Linked DNA regions of Homo sapiens: region 2 is linked to region 1. The links are chromatin loops, found by intact Hi-C in ENCODE. Cell type or tissue: mammary epithelial cell. All regions are shown on one strand. Each heading gives the region's core, and the rest is flanking DNA. Links, peaks and the distances in the headings are about the cores only.

What was found. Peaks named below come from ENCODE experiments on the same cell type or tissue, not always from the same donor. Only the 100,000 strongest peaks of a DNase experiment are listed, where the experiment ranks them.
Region 2: it touches region 1 in a loop (13-fold over the local background); 4 of 110 quality-filtered maps call a loop at or near these places.

What each region holds. Positions count from the first base shown.
Region 1 is chrX:56,808,808-56,819,330 of GRCh38, reverse strand. NBDY (negative regulator of P-body association) reads right to left here. Exons shown (of 3, transcript NM_001348129.2): 3 at 152-2,011. Among named protein-coding and RNA genes, the nearest start is that of NBDY, 85 kb to the right of the region's middle. RefSeq lists an enhancer at 6,212-6,751. In mammary epithelial cell, for the core only: no CTCF peak of the experiment used is centred there; a DNase peak (open chromatin) is centred at 5,700; H3K27ac peaks cover 1,410 bases.
Region 2 is chrX:56,742,259-56,752,781 of GRCh38, reverse strand. All of the region lies in intron 2 of NBDY (negative regulator of P-body association), which reads right to left. Among named protein-coding and RNA genes, the nearest start is that of NBDY, 18 kb to the right of the region's middle. In mammary epithelial cell, for the core only: no CTCF peak of the experiment used is centred there; DNase peaks (open chromatin) are centred at 5,641 and 7,571; H3K27ac peaks cover 1,254 bases.

The sequences.
Region 1 (10,523 bases), core at 1,210-9,209:
GGTCTTATATATTTTAGATACAAGTCATTTATGAGACATATTATTTGCAAAAATAATCTTGCACTGTGGCTGTCTTTCAAATTTCTTGACTGTGTTCACTGAAGCAAATTTTTTTTCAATTTTAATTATGTCCAGTTTATCTTTTTTTTCCTTTATTAACTTGTGCTTTGGTGTAAGAATTAAAAATCTAATACTTAATTCAAGGTCACAAAAATTTATTCTATATTTCCTCCCAAGAGTTTTATAGTGTAACCCTTATATTTGAGTCTTTGGCCTATTTTGAGTTAATTTTTGTATTTTGCATGAGGTAGGGGTGGAAGTTTTTTGTTTTTTTGTTTTTTTTTTGCATGTAGATACCAAGTTGTCCCAGTACCATTTATTGAAAATAGTTATTTCCCCTTTTGTCTTGCCTCCTTCTCAGAAGTTAATTGGCTGCAAATTAACTTTTGTGAGGGCTTATGTCTGGACTTTGGATTCTATTTCATTGATCAATATTTATATCCTATGCCAGTACCACATAGACTTGTTTATTGTAGCTTTGTAATAAGTTTTAAAATTTGGAAATGTGACTCTTCAAACTTTGTATACTTCAAGATTGTTTTGGCTATTCTGGGTCCATTACATTTTCATATGAACTTTAGAATCAGGTTATAAATTTCTTCAAAGTAGGCAACCTTAATTTTGATAAGGGTTGCATTGAATAGTTTGATTATTTTGAAGAGTGTTGTCATCTTTATAATACTGTGCCTTCTGATGCATAAAATGCCTTTCACCAGATGTCCTTTTAAAGAAGTCTGTGTTTACTGTTTGTGATGTTCAGCCTGGCTCAGAAGTTTTAAAACTCTAATGTGTGATTAGTAATATTATACAATCTTTAAAATAACTGTCTATAATTTATTAAGTGTGCATAACATAACTCTAGAATATACATAAATGTCACCATACCTCCATTTGTGATTTTTCAGATTCTTTAATTCTGATGCTAGGGACTAATTTCAGAGGATTGGGTAAAATACTCAGGTTTCACAATCTCTCTAAATATTCATTTTACAATGTAAGCTTTAATTACTTATTTGAACAAATTGTATTATTATTTTATATTTTAATTTATAAGCCAAGTTTATCTGACATTTTCAGATATAATATATGCTTTCAAGTCTGTTTATCTTTTATTATTACAATTCAAAGGTAGAAGCTTTATTTTTTTATATCCCTGGAAATTATTATAGTCTATAAATTTTTTTCTATAACCTTGTAATTCCTGAAACATTTATGAACTATATGAAATATTGAAAGCTGCTATCTAATGTTTTCCCATTTTACTTGTATTTTTTCACCATAATATTTATTACTGTTTTTAATTAGGATATTCTATTTGTTCAATACTAAGCATTTTAGAAGGAAAGTAGAAAATTACAAAAAACAAGCACATCAACCATTTCAGTCAGAAAAAAATAGTTAAGATGTAAAATACTAGGATGAGGATTAGCATAAAAAGATGTAGATTCCATGCAAAAACTGACAGCAAATTAAAGAAAGTGTACTGGAAACAATTCTTTTTTGGATTTAACCTTCCTCTACTTTCCTTATATTTTTCACTAAAATAAATGAATAAATAGACATAAATAAATGAATAAATGTAGGAAGAAGGTCATATTTCAACACTAATTTTAGTAATGCTTTACATAGGAGTTCTTATAAAATATTTACTTAAAATTCACAATTTACTAGATGTAGTCATATAGATCTAACACAGCGCTTAGAGACAAACTTTATTGGGGCCTTAATGGATTTATAGGAATATAAAGTTATACAACAAGAACAGGATGTCACCAAAAGAGTTCACTGGTTGGCTGCTGCAGGACCATCTCACAGGCATTGTTTGCTTTGGTAAGTTCACCATGATCCAGGGCATGGCCTTAAATCTCAGAGGTCTTACAACCCGATCTTGCCCATGTCTTAGAATTCATCGAAATTCAGGAAGTGAAATCGCGCTGATTACATCATAAGACTGAAAGATACAGAAAGAACAAAAGTTTATTGACTTATAATGAGAAATTCCATTATCATACAGGTCAGATATGTCTGTTGAGCAGAAAACACCCCAATTTCCCTATTAAGCAAGTTAAAGAGAATGCAAAATTATTAGATGAGTGCTTAATAAATATTAAATCAAAGGCATACAATGTCAATAACCTGCATCTTTTTGGTATCTAATGTATTTGAATGCAAAATAATTTATCTGTTAGGTGGACCAGATGTTTCTATTATCTTAGGCATATTTCTCCCCCAAAAAGTACAGGGATGTCTACCGCTATTACTCTTGTTTTATTAGGCTTCCAAAACTAATCAATCAGCCTCATTGTTCCCTCATAGCCCCTTGACAAACTCCTATATTCCTTGGAAATTTTATATTTATTTATTTATTTACACAAATAATACATGAATAAATACATGAATACAATCTAACTGTATATAATTCAAACAACATAGACATAATTCTTCTTACTGCTAAACTTTTACCATTCCTCAGTCTTTCTCCTATTTACAGAAGAAAACATAGTTATCAATTCTGTCTAGACCTTTTTATTTCTATTTAAATGTACACATATATAGTATTTATAATAATATAATAATTTAGATTTGGAGTTTATAATATAAATTAGATCATCCTAGCATACACTTCGGCAATTTGTTTTTATTCACTTATAAATGTCTTAATAATTTTTAATATAAAAATAGATCAGTCTCAATATTTCAATGGCTTCAAAATATTGCATCGTGTTACAGTATAATTTTAACTGTTGAAAGATGTTCAAATTCTGTTGAAAGATATTTAATATGCTTGCAACATTTTTACTACAAGCAAGCCAATTTATTGATATGTAGAATTATTTCCATATATTCTACAAATAAAACACAAGTCAAAACTTACAAACATTAAAATTACGATAGAGATAAAATACTTTAGAAACGTACAATTTTATAGACAGTAGATATTTAACCAAATCCTTTCTAAAACTGAGAATTCTGGAGACTTTTTTGATTGTGGCAAATATGATGACCTAATATTAAAGTCAACTATATTTATTATTATTATTGGCCATATATTTTTGTCTCCTATGAATTGCCTGTTCTTTGACTATATTTCTATCAGGCTTTGTTTCTGTATTAACATAAAGAAATGTATTATATATTCTATGAATTAATGGCATCCATTATCTATCTTTTAAATGGAACCACATTGTATATAAATAGTCTTTAAGTTTACTTATGCTGTTTTTCTTCGTATAAAATTTGCATGTTTTATAAAAGAAAATTATATTTAGAAATATAATACGAAGGCATTAAAATGAGGAAAACAACATGAAATGTATAAAAGAGAAGATTAACAATTTCTTCCAGAAAAACAATTCTAAATCTGTGGAGGTTAAAAGATGTTAAAAGTATGGAATAAATGCCTAATAATTTTTTCCATAACCAATCAAAGACACATATACTTACCAACATGTAACTCTTTCTGTTTGTTGTTACAAAAAATGAGTTTGTATTATACACATTACTCCGAACATGTTTTATTTATTTAATAATATCTCATAGTAACCACATAAACTTAAATATTTTAAAAATATCTGCACAAAATTCCAGCAAATGTGTCCACCAAAACATAGTAATTCTCAAAATGAACATAACTGAGACAGTTTCCAATTGTTTTCACAAATATGCAAACATATTCTCAGATGGTATAATAAAAAAGTTAAACAATTTGTGGATTACCATTTCAAATGTTTCAGTAAACAATTCTCCAAACACCAATGTATGAGAGACAAGCTAATCACCTCAACAAGAAATACCTGTTATCATACTTTAAATTTCTATAAATGATAAAGAAAACATAGTATATGTTTGATTTATTGTACCTTAATAGAATTTTAAAAGTGGACAATTTTTTAAGAATTTAGTAATCCAAAATTTCTTAGTCATGATGATCTCCTCATTTTGATGTAGAAAAATAAATTTTAATTTAAATGAATCTCTATAAAGGGTCATTGCGTATGAATCATTTTAATCATCTTTGCAACATAGGTTTAAATCTCTTTACCAGATACTATACTGTATTTTGGTTTAAAATTAAGTGTTTTTAGCATTTTTATTAAAATATTTTCATTATCAAAGAGTAAATAATTTATTGATGGCTTTCAAATTTTCCTGATTTCTCAGAAAGATCTATTTAAGCCAAGTCATATAGTCTATAAAATCATGAATTTATATTAAAATGAGTTGATTTATCACTACTTTAAGAATAAATTTCTCAGTGTAGTAAAAATTGTGTATAAGATATGACAGAAATGTAAAAAGCATTATAGAATGAAGTAAAGGTTAAATATATATTCCAAAAATATATTCTCTATTAGCTATTAATGACACATAAAATATGACATTTCTTACTATCACATTTGATCAAATTAAAAAAAAAAAGAAATACCCCAAAATATGATCAAGAGTCTAAGGTGAACAGCGGAAGAGAAGATGTGGTTCACCAGGTATGGTGGCTCAGGTCTGTAATCCCAGCACTTTGGGAGGCCGAGGTGAGCAGATCACGAGGTCAAGAGATGGAGGCCATCCGGGCCAACATGGTGAAACACCATCTCTACTAAAAGTACCAAAAAATCAGCTGGGCATGGTGGCATGCACCTGTAGTCCTAGCTGCTCAGGAGCCTGAGGCAGAAGAATCGGTTGAACCTGGGAGGTGGAGGTTGCAATGAGTCAAGGTCACACCACTGCACACCAGCCTAGACAACAGAGCGAGACTCCCTCTCAGAAAAAAAAAAAAAAATGTGGTTCATAACTTGGGTCACTTAAACAATAAGCAAAAGAAAATTAAAACATATGATGCAAAAGAGAAATGATCTTCTTAAAATAATGACTTAATAATCCCTAATTGATATATAATCAACTTTAATAAAACTGTTTCTTAAATGCCCTGATAAGCCACGAAAAAAAAAAGTTACAGAGTAAAATAAATGGAGAAAAAATATTTCATATAACATTCAATAAAGCCATTCAATAACCACTCAAAAACAACTCAATAAAAAAAGACTCAAAAACCATGAAATTAAAAGAAGATAAGATATCACTATGAATCCACCACTGGGAAGAAGAAAAATTCACCACCTAAAATGACTACCTTCGGTCCAGAAAAATTGATAGAAAGAAAATGCAAAAATCAATTACAATCTGAAAGTACTAAATAAAAAAGTAAAAGAACAAATTGAAAAACACAAAAGAAAAAAACTGAAACTGATACCAATTATGTTAAAAATAATGTAAAGCAGTGAAAATAAAAAATGAAAAACAAAAAAAAAGACAAAAGAATCAGACTGAGAAGAAGCAATGACAATGAACGGGAGTGGCAAAGAGACACCAGTGACATCCCCGTGAAAAAACACACAACCAAGAAGCTTTGTGATGATGGGATCCTTTCCGAGTGTAAGTTTTTAAGCAGTTTGACCAAGAAAGCTCCAGTTTCACACCAACTGCTGGGGCCTATCTGATAACAGACTTCCTGCATTCATTCTCAAAGGAACGCCCAAGTTACCCAATCAATGGCATGATGACCCAGGCCTGGAGACAAAAAAGCATGCCCATCGCAAGTGGTGATTCAGAGCCTGTATGGGAGAGTTTGTGGGCAGTGTTATGCCTGTGGGGGTGCATGTGCGTACATGTCTGTGTGGGGGAACACTTGGGCCCACACCCTTGTGCCCGTGTCAAGTTTCTTGTGTGTTTCTCTGCTTGTGTGTTTGTGATTATGTTTTGGGGTGTGGAGTCCCTTCTGAGTGCGTGTGTGGGTGTGTCTGTGGTCTGTGGGCATCTGCCTGTGTGAGTGAGAGTGGGAAAATGGGCACGTGGCAGAGACAGCCTGCCTGTACACACTGAAATGTGGATCGCTGTTGTGTTCACATGGCTGGGCTGGAAAGAAAGGCAACAGGACACAACTTGCCAAGGCTCCCACTGGCTCAGGATTGGACATTTACAGAGTCCACAAAAAGAATGGGGACAAACAGCGAGCCAAGAGGTACTGGGAAATCCATGAATTCACGATGACATTTCACTTAAAAGTAACTCCTGGGTGGTGTTTTATATATATACTTTAAGTTCTAGGGTACATGTGCACAATGTGCAGGTTTGTTACATATGTATACATGTGCCATGTTGGTGTTCTGCACCCATTAACTCATCATTCACATTAGGTATATCTCTAATGCTATCCCTCCCCCTCCCCTCACAGCAAGACAGGCCCCGGTGTGTGATGTTCCCCACCCTGTGTCCAAGTGTTCTCATTGTTCACCAGAGAAACTGAACTGGTGACTTTCATCTCTGCTTCTTTAAAAATGAAAGTGAAGCCTCCTTCCAGGCCTGGTGCTGCAAGGGGACACACCCATCACCAATGAGCAGAAGAAGCAGTCTCGATAGAACATTTGTCCCGCAGAGAGCTGAAAGTGAAAGGAAAAAGGAAGAAGAAGAAGAAAGAAAGAGGAGAAAAAGAACAACAACAAGTGGCAGCTTCGTGTCACCAAAGCTGTCCTGAAAGATCTAGTTCAGGGGTGTATCACTGCGTGGTGACATACACAACAAGTGACAAAGAGATATGAGTGACGTCCGGGTGAAAGGACACACCACTGAAAAGCTTCTCATTGATGGGGTCCTTTCTGAGTGGGATCAAGGGCTCTGATCCACAAGTAGCCTTGCAGGAGCAAAAGAGAACAAAGGTACAGGCAAAATCTTGCCCTCTGAATATCATCAGCACACTTCAAGGGGCCATCAAGTCCCTAGTACATAAGGCCAAGGGAGGGAAGGACTCTGGAAATGGGAGGAGAGATGAAAAATGGGGAGAAACCGGACACCAAGAAAAAGAGGTAATCAGCCACCTATGGCAATAGGGAGGGCAGAAAGAGGAGGGGGATTCTGATTATGCACTTCAGGGGTCAGCCAGGATCCATCTAATTTTCTTAGGAAAAGTAAGCATGTTCTCCCTAATGATGTGCCTGTGCCCACCCGACCCTCCCCAAACCACAAGTGGACTAAAAGTAAAGACAGTGAAGATAAAAAAAAGTGGGAAGCTGGCAAGATGGTGGAATAGGAGCAGTTCCAGTCTGCAGCTCCCAGCGAGATCGATGCAGAAGATGGGTGATTTCTGCATTTCAAACTGAGGTACCAGGTTCATCTCACTGGGACTGGTTGGATAGTGGGTGCAGCCCAAGGAGGGTCAGCCAAAGCAGGGTAGGGGTGTCACCTCACCAAGAAAGTGCAAGGTGTCAGGGAACTCCCTCTCCTAGCCAAGGGAAGCCATTAGGGACTATACCATGCACTCCAGCACAGACACTGCACTTTTCCCATGGTCTTCACAACCCGCAGACCAGGAGATTCACTCCAGTGCCCATGCCACCAGGGCCCTGGGTTTCTAGCACAAAACTGGGTGGCCGTTTGGGCAGACACCAAGCTAGCCACAAAAGTTGTTTTTTTTTCATGCCTCAGTGGCACTCAGAAGTCCAGCCAGACAAAACCATTCACTCCCTTGGAAAGGAGGCTGAAGCCAGGGGGCCAACCGGTCTGGCTCGGCGGGTCCCAACCCCATGGAGCCCAGCAAGCTAAGATCTACTGGCTTGAAATTCTTGCTGCTAGCACACCACTCTGAGCTTGACCTGGGACCCTGGAGCTTGGTGGGGGGAGTGGCATATGCCATTGCTGAGGCTTAAGTAGGCAGTTTTACCCTTACAGTGTAAACAAAGCTGCTGGAAAGTTCGAACTGGGTGGAGCCCACCGCAGCTCAGCAAGGCCACTGTGGCCAACCTGCCTCTCCAGATCCCCTCCTCTCTGCACAGGGCATCTCTGAAAAAAAGGCAGCAGTTCCAGTCAGGGACTTATAGATAAAACCCCCACCTCCTTGTGACAGAGCACCTGGGGGAAGGAACAGTTGGGGGTGCAGCTTCAGCAGATTTAAACGTCCCTGCCTGGTACCTCTGAATAGAGCAGCAGATCTCCCACCACAGCGTTTGAGCTCTGATAAGGGACAGACTGCCTCCTCAAGTGAATCCCTGACACTCATGTATCCTGACTGGGAGACACCTCCCAGTAGGAACTGACAGATACCTCATACAGAAGAGCTCTGGCTGGCATCTGGCAGGTGTCTCTCTGGGACAAAGGTTCCAGAGGAAAGAACAGGCAGCAATCTTTGCTGGTCTGCAGCCTCCGCTAGTGATACCCAGGCAAACAGGGTCTGGAGTGGACCTCCAGCAAAACTCCAGCAGACCTGCAGCAGAGGAGCCAGACTGTTAGAAGAAAAACTAACAAACAGAAAGGAATAGTATCAACATCAACAGAAAGAACATCCAATCAGAGACCTCAGCTGATGGTCACCAACTTCAAAGACCAAAGGTAGATAAATCCATGAAGATGGGGAGAAACCAGCACAAAAAGGTTGAAAATTCCAAAAACCGAACACTTTTTCTCCTCCAAAGGATCATAACTCCTCACCAGCAAAGGAACAAAACTGGACAGAGAATGAGTTGGAAAAATTAACAGAAGTAGCCTTGAAAAGGTGAGTAATAACAAACTCCTCCAAGCTAAAGGAACATGTTCTAACCCAATGCAAGGAAGCTAAGAACCTTGAAAAAAGGTTAGATGAATTGCTAACTAGAATAACCAGTTTAGAGAGGAAGATAAATGACCTGATGGAGCTGAAAAACACAGCACAAGAACTTCGTGAAGCATACACAGGTATCAATAGCTGAATGGATCAAGCAGAAGAAAGGATATCAGAGATTGAAGATCAACTCAATAAAATAAAGCAAGAAGACAAGATTAGAGAAAAAAGAGTAACAAGAAATGAGCAAAACCTCCAAGAAATATGGGACTATGTGGAAAGACCAAAACTACATTTGATTGGTGTACGTGAAAGTGACAGGGAGAATGGAACCAAGTTGGAAAAGACTCTTCATGATATTATCCAGGAGAACTTCCCCAATCTAGCAAGGCAGGCCAACATTGAAATTCAGGAAATACAGAAAACACCACAAACATACTCCTCGAGAAGAGCAACCCCAAGACACATAATTGTCAGATTCACCAAGGTTGAAATGAAGGAAAAAATATTAAGGGCAGACAGAGAGAAAGGTTGGGTTACAAGGGAAGCCAATCAGACTAACAGCAGGTCTCTCGGGAGAAACCCTACAAGCCAGAAAAGAGTGGGGGCCAATATTCAACATTCTTAAAGAAAAGAATCTTCAACCCAGAATTTCATATTCAGCCAAACTAAGTTTCATAGGCAAAGGAGAAATAAAATCCTTTACAGACAAGCAAATGCTGAGAGGTTTTGTCACCACCAGGCCTGCCTTACAAGAGCTCCTGAAGGAAGCACTAAACATGGAAGGATCAACCAGTACCAGCCACTGCAAAAACATACTAAATTGTAAAGACTGTCAACATGATGAAGAAACTGCATCAACTAACAGGCAAAAAAACCAGCTAGCATCATAACGACAGGATTAAATGCACACATAACAATATTAACCTTAAATGTAAATGGGCTAAATGCCCCAATTAAAAGCACAGACTGGCAAATTGGATAAAGAGTTAGGACCCATTGGTGTGCTGTATTCAGGAGACCCATCCCACATGCAAAGACACACACAGGCTCAACAAAAGAGATGGAGGAATACTTACCAAGCAAATGGAAAGCCAAAAAAAGCAGGGGTTGCAATCCTAGTCTCTGATAAAACAGAGTTTACATGAACAAAGATCAAAAGAGACAAAGAAGGACATTACATAATGGTAAATAAATCAATGCAACAAGAAGAGCTAACTATCCTCAATATATATGCACTCAATACAGGAGCACACAGATTCATAAAGCAAGTTCTTAGAGACCTACAAAGAGACTTACATTCCCACACAAAAACAGTGGGAGACTTTAACACCCCACTGTCAATATTAGATAGATCAACGAGAAAGAAAATTAACAAGGATATCCAGGACTTGAACTCAGCTCTGGACCAAGTGAACCTAATAGACATCTACAGAACTCTCCACCCCAAATCAACAAAATATACATTCTTCTCAGCAGCACATTGCACTTATTCTAAAACTGACCAAATAATTGGAAGTAAAACACTCCTCAGCAAATGCAAAAGAACGGAAATTATAACAGTCTCTAAGACCACAGTGCAATCAAATTACAACTCAGGATTAAGAATCTCACTCAAAACCGCACAGCTACATGAAAACTGAACAGCCTGCATCTGAATGACTACTGCGTAAATAACGAAATAAAGGCAGAAATAAATATGTTCCTTGAATGAATGAGAACAAAGACACAACGTACCAGAATCTCAGGGATGCGTTTAAAGCAGTGTGGAGAGGGAAACTTATAGCACTAAATGCCCACAAGAGAAAGCAGGAGAGATCTAAAATCAACAACCTAATATCACATTTAAAAGAAATAGAGAAGCAGAAGCAAACAAATT
Region 2 (10,523 bases), core at 1,725-9,724, 67 kb after region 1:
AAGAGATTATCTGGGCATAGTGGTGTGCACCTGTAATCCCAGCTACTCGGAGGCTGAGGCAGGAGAATCACTTGAACCTGGGAGGTGGAGGTTGCAGTGAGCTGAGATCTTGCCACTGCACTCCAGAGTGGGCAACAGAGTGAGACTCCATCTCAAAAAAATAAATAAATAAAATAAAAATAAAAAGAGTTGTTGAAGTCTTGCCTTCCTCTTGGAGCATCCCCTCAAGAGCTGTTTCAATATCTCTTTCCTCACAGATATCATTAGGGTGCAGCAGAGTTCTAAGGTACTGATAAGGCTTCAAATAAAAACCTATCTGACAAAAGAGTACAGTCTTGTGAAGTGCAAATCAAAACCACAATAAAAAAAATCTCACACCAATCAGGATGGCTACTATAAAAAGTCAAAAAACAATAGCTACTGGTGAGGCTGTGGAGCAATGGGAACACGTATACATTGCTGGTGTGAATGTAAATTAGTTCAGCCACTGTGGAAAGCAGTTTAGATTTCTCAAAGAAATTTTTAAAACAGAGCTACCAATTGATCCAGCAATCCCATTACTGTATACATAACTGATAATAAATAGATCATTATACCAAAAAGACACAAGCACTCGTATGTTCACTACTGTACTATTCACAATAGCAAAGACATTAAATCAACCTAGGTGCCCATTAGTGGTAGACTGGATGAAGAAAATGTGTTTCATGTACACCATGGAATACTATGCAGCCACAGAAAACAATGAAATTATGTCCTCTGCAGCAATATGGATGGAGCTGGAGTCCATAATCCTAAATGAATTAATGCAGAAACAGAAAACCTAATACCACATGTTCTCACTTATAAGTGGGATCTAAACATTGAACACATATGGACATAAACTTGGGAGCAATAAACACTGCAGATTACTAGAGGCAGGAGGGAATGGATGTCAGTGCAATACATCCATGTAATAAACCTGCGTATGTAGCCCCTACAAGTAAAATAATAGTTAAAATTTTAAAAAGAGTACATATTCTGTGATTCCACTTAAATAAAGTTCAAGAATATGCGAAACTAATCAATGGTGACAGATGTTAGAATAGTGGTTACTTTTTGTGAATGTTAACTTGAAAAGGACACAAATGTGCTTTCTAGGGTATTGGAAGTGTTTTATATTTTGATCTAGGTGTTGTTTACACTAGTATATAAGTATATGTACAAATTCATTGAGCTATATACTTAAGATTTATGTACTTTACTATGACTTATACCACCATAAAAAGCAAAAACCTAGAAACAAATGAAGTAACTTCTGTTGTGCATTGTAATTCTTTTTAAAATTCCTAATCAACCAGATGGAAAGGTACTACACTGAGAATTCAATGTACATTCACCAAGTTATTGTTTGACATGTGCAATAATAGACAAATACCAGGCACAGAAATAGTAAAGAGGAAGCAATTATTTTTAGAGGCTGAAGACAGAGGATGAGGAAAAAAAATATTGAGGCTATGACAAATGAGCAGGAATTTGAAGAATGAAGTTCACTAGGTAAACAAGGGTGTAAAGATGTTAGAGGGAGTCAAATGTACAAAGAAATCTGCATGAAATAATAGTATGTTCAAGAAAACCCTAGTGGCACATAAAATCCAAAAAAAAAAAAAGTTGTGTGAGTTTGGGATGAGGTGTAGGAATTGGTGGCAACAGATAAGGCTTGATTAAGAGGTATGCCATACAGAATCTTTTAGGTCATGCTAAGACTTTAGACATTATCATAGAAAGCAAGAAATCATTAAAGGATTTTCATAGGAAGCAAAAAATCATTAAAGGATTTTAAGTAGGGGAGCAATGTGATCAGATATTTATTTTAGAGGCTATTCTAAAGGCTGTGCCAAGAGTCAGTACACAGTACTGGAGGCAGGAGATCAGTTAGAAAACTATTATTGTCATTCAGGAGAAAAATGTTGAGGGTCCAAACCGGGGAATGGGACTAGAGTTTTGGAAATGAAAGATAGAAGAAAAAATCATGGAATATTTTGAAGAAATAACCATTATGACTTGGTGACAGATTAAAAAGTGGAGGTAAGAGAGAAGAAACATGACATATACCCTAGTTTTTGCCTTAGAAGTACTAGTACAAACAATAAAGAATAAAGAGGTTTGTGGTGCTGCTGGTGGGGTGATGAAGAGTTCAGTTTTGGTAACATTCAGTCTAAGGTGATAAGGCAATCACACAGAAAGAGCAGGCAGGTGACTATATGAGTTTGAGCCTGGCATAAAGCTTGTGCTAGAAATACAGATTTGGAAGTCGTCTGCATATATTTTTTTTATTTAACCCAGGACAGTGGGTGAGATTGCCAAGAAGAAGTGAGGATTGAAATAGGAAGATTCAGGAACCACTCAATTTAAGGATCTAGGCTGAGGAGGTACTCAGAAAAAAATAGTTAGAAACAATGGCCAGATATGTAAAAGGAGAACTAGAAGAGAAGAATGTTGTAGAATGGAAGAAAGCAGAGAATTTTAAACGTTGCAGAAGGATCAAGATAAAACCCAAAATCCAGTCATTGGATTTGGGAATTAGAACTATGGTAACCTCTTCCACAAAGCATAATGCATTAGCCATTCTCACAAATCTCTTCATTGTTGTTTAAAAATCGGCATTTTCACTCATTCTTATCTTATTTCTCCTGTGCCAATGGTTTCCAATTCTATCTGGCTCCCTTTCTTAAATATTTTAATGCTTTATTATATTAAGATAAAAATTTCAAAACATCTATAATATGAAATAGAAATAACAAGAAAGTAATTTATAATAAAATATAATGTATTTTAAGACGTAAATGTGCAGCCAGGCATGGAGGTTCATGCCTGTAATCCTAGCACTTTGGGAGGCTGAATCGGACAATCACTTAAGCTCAGGAGTTTGAGACCAGCCTGGGTAACATGGCAAAACCCCGTTTCTACAACAAACGCAAAAATTAGCTGGGCATGACGGCATGTGCCTGTGGTCCCAGCTACTTGGGGGGTTGAGGCAGGAGGATCGCTTGAACCCGGGAGGTCGAGGCTGCAGTGAGATGGGACTGTGACACTCTACTCGAGCCTGGGTGTCAGAGTGAGACCCTGTCTCAAAAAAAAAAAAAAAGGATGCAAATGTGGGGACATGACAACACTAGAAGACAATGAAGTATGCAAAAAATATACAGAGAATGCCTGTAAAGGTGGCAGCTATAATTACTGACTGATGCATGTGTGTTGTTATCTGGATTTCAAATATCCAAGAGCAGCGTTTTTGTAGGTATCACGATTTTCCAAAATGATAAACATTCTTGATAAGATTCTGAACAAAACAAAGGTTTTTACCTTGGATTACATGGTAGTTACATTCCTGGAAAAGTTAGTGTGTATTAAAAACTTGCTTATATATATATAGAATGGAGTTCAATTCAAGGTCTAGATTAACAAAAATAAGTGTTTAATCTGATGATATATTTAAAAGTTGTATGGGATATAGAAAATTTCATTGTGCAGGCTGTCTTGCATATTGCAGGTTATTTAGCAATACTGACCCTGCCCACAATATGTCAGGAAGCACTTCAATAATGATTATCTTAAATGCCTTTCACAAACTTTCCAATCACCCTCTCAGGATTATACTACCTCCATTGAGTACCAATACCCTAGTCTTATCCAAAGAATAAAACAAGTCCTTCTCTTGTCACTGCACCCTCTCTAACAACCAGGCCTATTTCTTTTATTTCTCAGTAACTTTGAATTCTCTTATGTCCTATATCTTCAGTCTCTACCCCTTTTCTTGTTACTTTAAGTCAATAAAACTGCAAGTTCCTACCATTATTTTTTAATACTCCCTTGGCTCTTAATCTTCTTACAGTTATCATTTAATTATAAAATATTGTCCAATTTTTATCCTCCATTCTCATCCCATCTCGTATGCCAGCTACCCTCAACTTGGCACTTCCTAGTAACTCTTCAACCCACTGTAATCTGGCCTCTGCTCTCACAACACGGAAACCGTTAATGCTAAATTCACCAATAAACTTAATTTACAAATTAATAAATATTTTTCAGTACTGAACCCTCTAATGTATATTATGTTGCTGTTCACTACATTTTTCTTAATCGGCATCAGACTTTTTCAGGTTTCCCCCTCATCCTATTACTCCTTTATCTGTTCATCTTTCTCTAGATAATCCTTAAATGTTAGTGGTCCCCAGAATTTCCTTCTCAATCCATAACTTTTCTCTATATATACCTTCTTCTAGATTATTTAATTTACTCTCCTGGTTTTATCTATCACCTTTATGCTGATGGTTATCTAAATATATTTATATGGACAACACTTCTCTTGCAATCTCAGATCTTTACCTGCTTGCCAGGAACCTCCATCTAGGTATCTTACTGAAAATGTTGAAAACCTGCTCTTTTTCTTGTATTCTATAACTCAGTTAGTGATTTCATGTAATACTCAAGCCACATACTTGAGAACTACCCTCTATTATTCTGTTTCCCTTGACATCCCATCTGTGATTGTCTTTTGATGTGTTAATTTGGCTAGGCTAGAGTCCTCAGTTATTCAATTTAACTAGGTTTTGCTGTGAAGCTATTTTGTAGATGTGATTACTGTCTATAATCAGTTAACTTTAAGTAAAGGAGATTATCCTAAATAATTTGGGTAGACCTGATTCAATCAGCTGATGGACCTTAAGACCAGAGCTAAGGTCTCCCTGAATAAATTTAACCTGAGGACATCAGCTTCAGCCCATGTCCAGGAGTTCCAGTCTGTCCTTCCTGAAAGCCCACTCCACAGATTTCAGGCTTGCCTACACAGCCCCCACAAGCCAATTCTTTATAATACATTTCTTAATATATATCTCCTACTGGTTCTATTTCTCTGGTTGAACCCTGATTGATACACCATCTAATCAATAATACTTCATAAAACTTTCTCAAATTCACTGATCTGTGCTCCATCCCAACTACCATTGGCTGAGTTCAAGCCTTCATCACTTTTTGTCGGGATTTTCATACAAGCATCTTAAATGATCTTCTTACCCCAATCTTGCTCTACTATACTATCCTCCACATGGCCACTAGTATGACCTATATAAAATATAAATGTGAACACAGCACTCTCTTTCAAGATTGTCAGTCACATCCCATTTCCTACAGATCTATCTTGAGCCTTTGTAGTGCACAAAGTCTTCATGTTTATGCTTCAGCTTGCTGATCTAGCTCCATCTCTCCACTCCAGGAAAACTACCTACCATACATCTCACCTCCTCCAAAAACCAGCCTACCTCGAGTTCTGTAACTTTGGTCATTATTTTCTCACTGCTTGAAGTTCTTTACCCATCTACAATCATCCATCCTTACTTAGTACCTCATTTCATTTCAAAGACTGAGCTTAGATATTGATCAATACAGGAGGCCATTCCTGGCTCTTCTAGTCTTGCTCATGTGCCTTCTTGTATTCTCTTATAGAACTCTGTGCCAATCTCTATCTACAGAACTTACCAAACCAGTTTATGAACTCCTTGGTGAGTTAGATGTTATATTTTTGTAACCCTGGCACATAAAACAATGCCTGGAATTTAATACATGCTCAATTTAATAGGCATTCTTTAATATTTGTGTTGGTTGAATAAAAGAATGGATGAATCACACACTCGGTGTCAGGTTATGGCTTGCTGCTATAATAAAATCTGTGGTAGGCAAAATGATGGCCACCCAAAGATGTCCACACCACAATTACAAGAATCCATGACTATGTTATTTTACAAGGCAAAAGGAACTTTACTGATGTGATTAAGTTAAGGATCTTGAGATGGGGGAGAATATTCTGAATTATTTGGGTGGGCATACTCTAATTGCATATATCTTTAAAAGCATATCATCTGAGTCAGTGAAAGATGTAATGACAAAAGAAAATGGAGAAATTCTAAGTATGAGAGGGACTCAATTTGCCATGGTTGGCTTTGAAGATGGAGAAAAGAGATGACAATCTAAGGAATTTGGGTGGCCTCTAGAAGCTAGGAACAGCTCTTAGCTCATAGCCAGCAAGAAAGGGATCTCAGATCTACAGATCTACAGTGGCAAGGAACTGAGATCTACAGATCTCAGATCTACAGTGGCAAGGAACGGAATTCTGCCAATAACCAAATGAGCAGGACATATCCCCCCAGAGCCTCTAGAAAGGAATGCAGCCAGCCAACAGCTTGACTTCTCATCAGGTCTGATGAGACCCATAGCAGGCTTCTGGCCTCCAGAACTATAATAAATATGTTCTTTTAAATTTCTAAATTTGTGATCATTTTGTTATGGTAGAAATATAAAACTAATACAGAATCCATGCAATAAAATCTGGCTTATCTTCCCAGAGACAGAAGACCCAGATGCTATGATAACATGTCAGGAGGTAAGAATAACAGGAGAGGAACTCGATCATATCATATTTGCCTCTTAAAAATGATCAATATAGAGTAGTATGAGAAAGTCTTTATACAATGAGAGGGAGAAAAGTGACCAAGTCATAGGAAAAAGTACTTAAGGAGACTGCACATGAAGCTGCTGAAAAAAAAAACTTTATTCCCTATTGAGTTGATTGTGAAAGTTTGTGAATACACAGACAGACAACCAACCGGACTAAGTAAATGCTCTGAAGTAGGAAAATGTGATGGCAGAACAGATATAGAAACTCCTCTTCATGCTGAGCATTTCTGTAAACAGGTAACCTAGACATGGAATATGGTGCAAATTATAAACCATAATTTGACCCGTGTCCAGAAAAGTAACTTTCTTAAGGGGGAAGTAAAAAATACCCACCTAGCTATCTGTAAAATCCCCAAAGGTATCTATGCTCTTGGGATAAACTAGAATTTTGTGCCTAAGAAGGACAGAACATCGCCCATGTAGTCTTCTTGCTAAAAACGCTTAAACTAATCATGGGAAAACAATCAGACACATTTCATACTGTGAGACATATAGAGGAAAACTACCTGGACTCATCAAAAATGGCAACGTCACAAAAAAAGGACAAGAAAAAAAAAGGGAGGGTGCTATTCTAGATTTAAAAAGACTAAAAAGGAGCATGACAACTAAATACAATGCATGACCCCTGACTGGATCCTGGACCAAAACAAATAAAAAGCTATAAAGGATATTGTTAGGAAAATTGTGAGAACTTGATATGGATAGTATATTAGATAATAGTATTGTATCAATGTTAAATTTCTCTGGGTGTAATAGTAATTTAATTGTTCTTAAGAGATATATGATTTAGTGTTTAGGGTTGAAGTGTCATGATATCTGCAAGTTACTTCCCAATGGCTCAGCAAAAAAATCTGTGTATGTATATATACATATATGTATATAGTATTTAGAAAAAGAGATAAGCCATATGTAGCCAAATTGATGCCCTGATGAATCTAAAGTGGTCCCCCCTCATCCACAGTTTCAGTTACCCATGATTAACTGCAGTCTGAAAACAGTAAATGGAAAATTCCATAAACGACTCATAAGTTTTAAATTTCACACCACTGTGAGTAGTGTGATGAAATCTCATGTTTGCTCCAGATGTGAATCATCCCTTTGTCCAGCACATCAACGCTGTATTCCTTACCCGCCCATCAGTCACTTGCTAGCCATCTTGGTTATCCAATAAACTGTTGCAGTATCACAGTGCTTATGTTCACGTAATCCTTATTTTACTTAATAGTAACCCCAAAGTGCAAGAATGATAATGCTGGCAGTTCACATATGCTAAAGAGAAGCTGTAAAATGCTTCCTTTAAGTGAAAAGGAGGAAGTTTTCAACTTAATAAGGGAAGAAAAAAATCATGTGTTGAAGTTGCTAAGACCTATGGTAAGAATGAGTCTTCTATCCATGAAACTATGAATATTGTAATAATTGTTCTATTTTATTACTGTTGTTGTTAATCTTGTATTGTGCCTAACTTATAAATTTAACTTTATCATACATATGTATGTATAGGAAAAAAACATAGTTTATATAGGATTAATTACTCTTCATGTTACCAGGCATCCACTGGGGATTTTGGAATGTATCTCCCTTGGAAAAGAATGGCACTACAATACATGAAAGATATCTTTTGACTTTTCTGTAGAGTTTAAATTCTATAAAATAAAAAATTAGTAAAGAAAGATAATGTTTGGATATATAAAGCTTATCCTTAATACTAATTATAAATTCTATTGGTAAATTCAGAAACAAACAAATCAATGCATTGATTTTTTGGCAGAACATTTTGTAAAAGATAAAAGAAAGAAAAAAGTGAATGAGTAAAACAATGGAAAAAGAAATACCACCAAAAAAGGAAAGGTGGAGTAGCTATGTTAACAGCAAGGAAACATTGGACAGGTCTTCCGAACAGAAAATCAACAAAGAAACATCACACTTAATCTGTACTGTAGACCAAATGGACCTAACAGATATTTACAGAACATTTCATCCAACGGCTGCAGAATATACATTCTTTTCCTCAGCACATGGATCATTCTCTAAAGCCACCATGTTAGGTCACATGACCATATGTTAGGTCACAATACAAGTCTTAAAACATTCAAAAAAATTGAAATAATATGAAGCATCTTTGACCACAATGGAATAAAAATAGAAATCAATAACAAGAAGAATTTTGGAAACTATACAAATACCTGGAAATTAAACAGTATGTTCCTGAATAAGCAGTGGGTCAATGAAGAAACCAAGAAGAAAATTGAAAAATTTCTTGAAACAAATGATAATGGAAACACAACATACAAAAACCTACGGGATAAAGCAAAAGCAGTACTAAGAGGGAAGTTTATAGCTATAAAGTTTAGTTATATATAAGTTTAGTTATTTAGTGCCTAAATAAAAAAAAAGTAAAACTTAAAATAAAGAAACCAATAATGAATCTTAAAGAACTAGAAAAGCAAGAGAAAACTAAACTCAAAATTAGAGGAAGAAAAGAAATAATAAACACCAGAGCCGAAATAAATGAAATTGGAATGAAGAAAACAATACAAAATAAATAAGTAAATGAAATAAAAAGTTGGTGTTTTGAAATGTGAAACAAATTTGGCAAACCTTTACCCAGACTAAGAAAAAAAGAGGGAAGATCCAAATAAATAAAACCAGAGATGAAAAAGGACACATTACAACTGATACTGCAGAAATTCAAAGGATCATTAATGGCAACTATGAGCAACTATATGCCAATAAAGTGGAAAATCTAGACTAAATAGAGAAACTCCTCTACACATATGACATATCAAGACTGAACCATGAAGATAATCCAAAACCTGAAAAGACCAATAAAAAGCCATAATAAAAAGTCTCCCAGTAAAGAAAAGCCTGGGACCTGATGGCATCACTGCTGAATTCTACCAAATATTTAAAGAAGAACTAATATCAATCCTACCTGAACTATTCTGAAAAATACAGGAGGAAGGGATACTTCCAAACTAATTCCATGAGGCCTGATACCAAAATCAGACAGAAACAAATTAAAAAAAAACAGGCCAATATCTCTGATAAATATTGATGCAAACATCTTCAACACACTACTAGCAAATCAAATTCAACAATACATTAAAAAGATTATTCATCATGACCAAGTGGGATTTATCCCTGGGATGGAAGGATGGTTCAACAGTGGTGATACATAGTATCAACACAATGGAGGACAAAAACCATATGGTCATTTCACTTGATGCTGAAAAAGCATTGGATAAAGTTCAACATGCCGTCATGATAAAAACCTTCAAAAATGGGTATAGAAGGAACATACCTCAACATAATAAAACCCATATATAACAGACCCACAGCTAGTATCATACCAAATAGGGAAAAACTGAAAGCTTTTCCTCTAAGATCTGAAACATGACAAGGACGCCCATTGTCACCACTGTTATTCAACATAGTACTGCAAGTCCTAGTTAGAGCAATCAGACAAGAGAAAGAAATTAAGGGCATCCAAATTGGAAAGGAAGAAGTCAAATTACCGTTGTTTGCAGAGGATTTGATCTTGTGTTTGGAAAAGCATAAAGATTCCACAAAAACTATAAGAACTGATAAATTCAGTAAAGTTGCAGGATACAAAATCAACATACGAAAATCAGTAGCATTTCCACATGCCAACATTGGGCAATCTGAAAAAGAAATTTAAAAGTAATTCCACTTACAATGGCCAAACATAAAATTAAATACCTAGCAATTAACTCAACCAAAGAAGTGGGAGATCTCTTTAATAAAAACTGTAGAACACTGATGAAAGAAATTGAAGAGGACACCAAAAAATGGAAAGATAGTCCATGTTCATGAATTGAAAGAATCAATATTGTTAAAACGTCCATGCCACAAAAAGCAATCTACAGGTTCAATGCAATACTTATAAAAATACAAAAAACATTCTTCACAGAAATAGAAAAAACAATCCTAAAATTTATATGGAGCCACAAAAGACCCAGAATAACCAAAGCTATCCTAAGCAAAAAGAACAAAACTGGAGGAATCATATT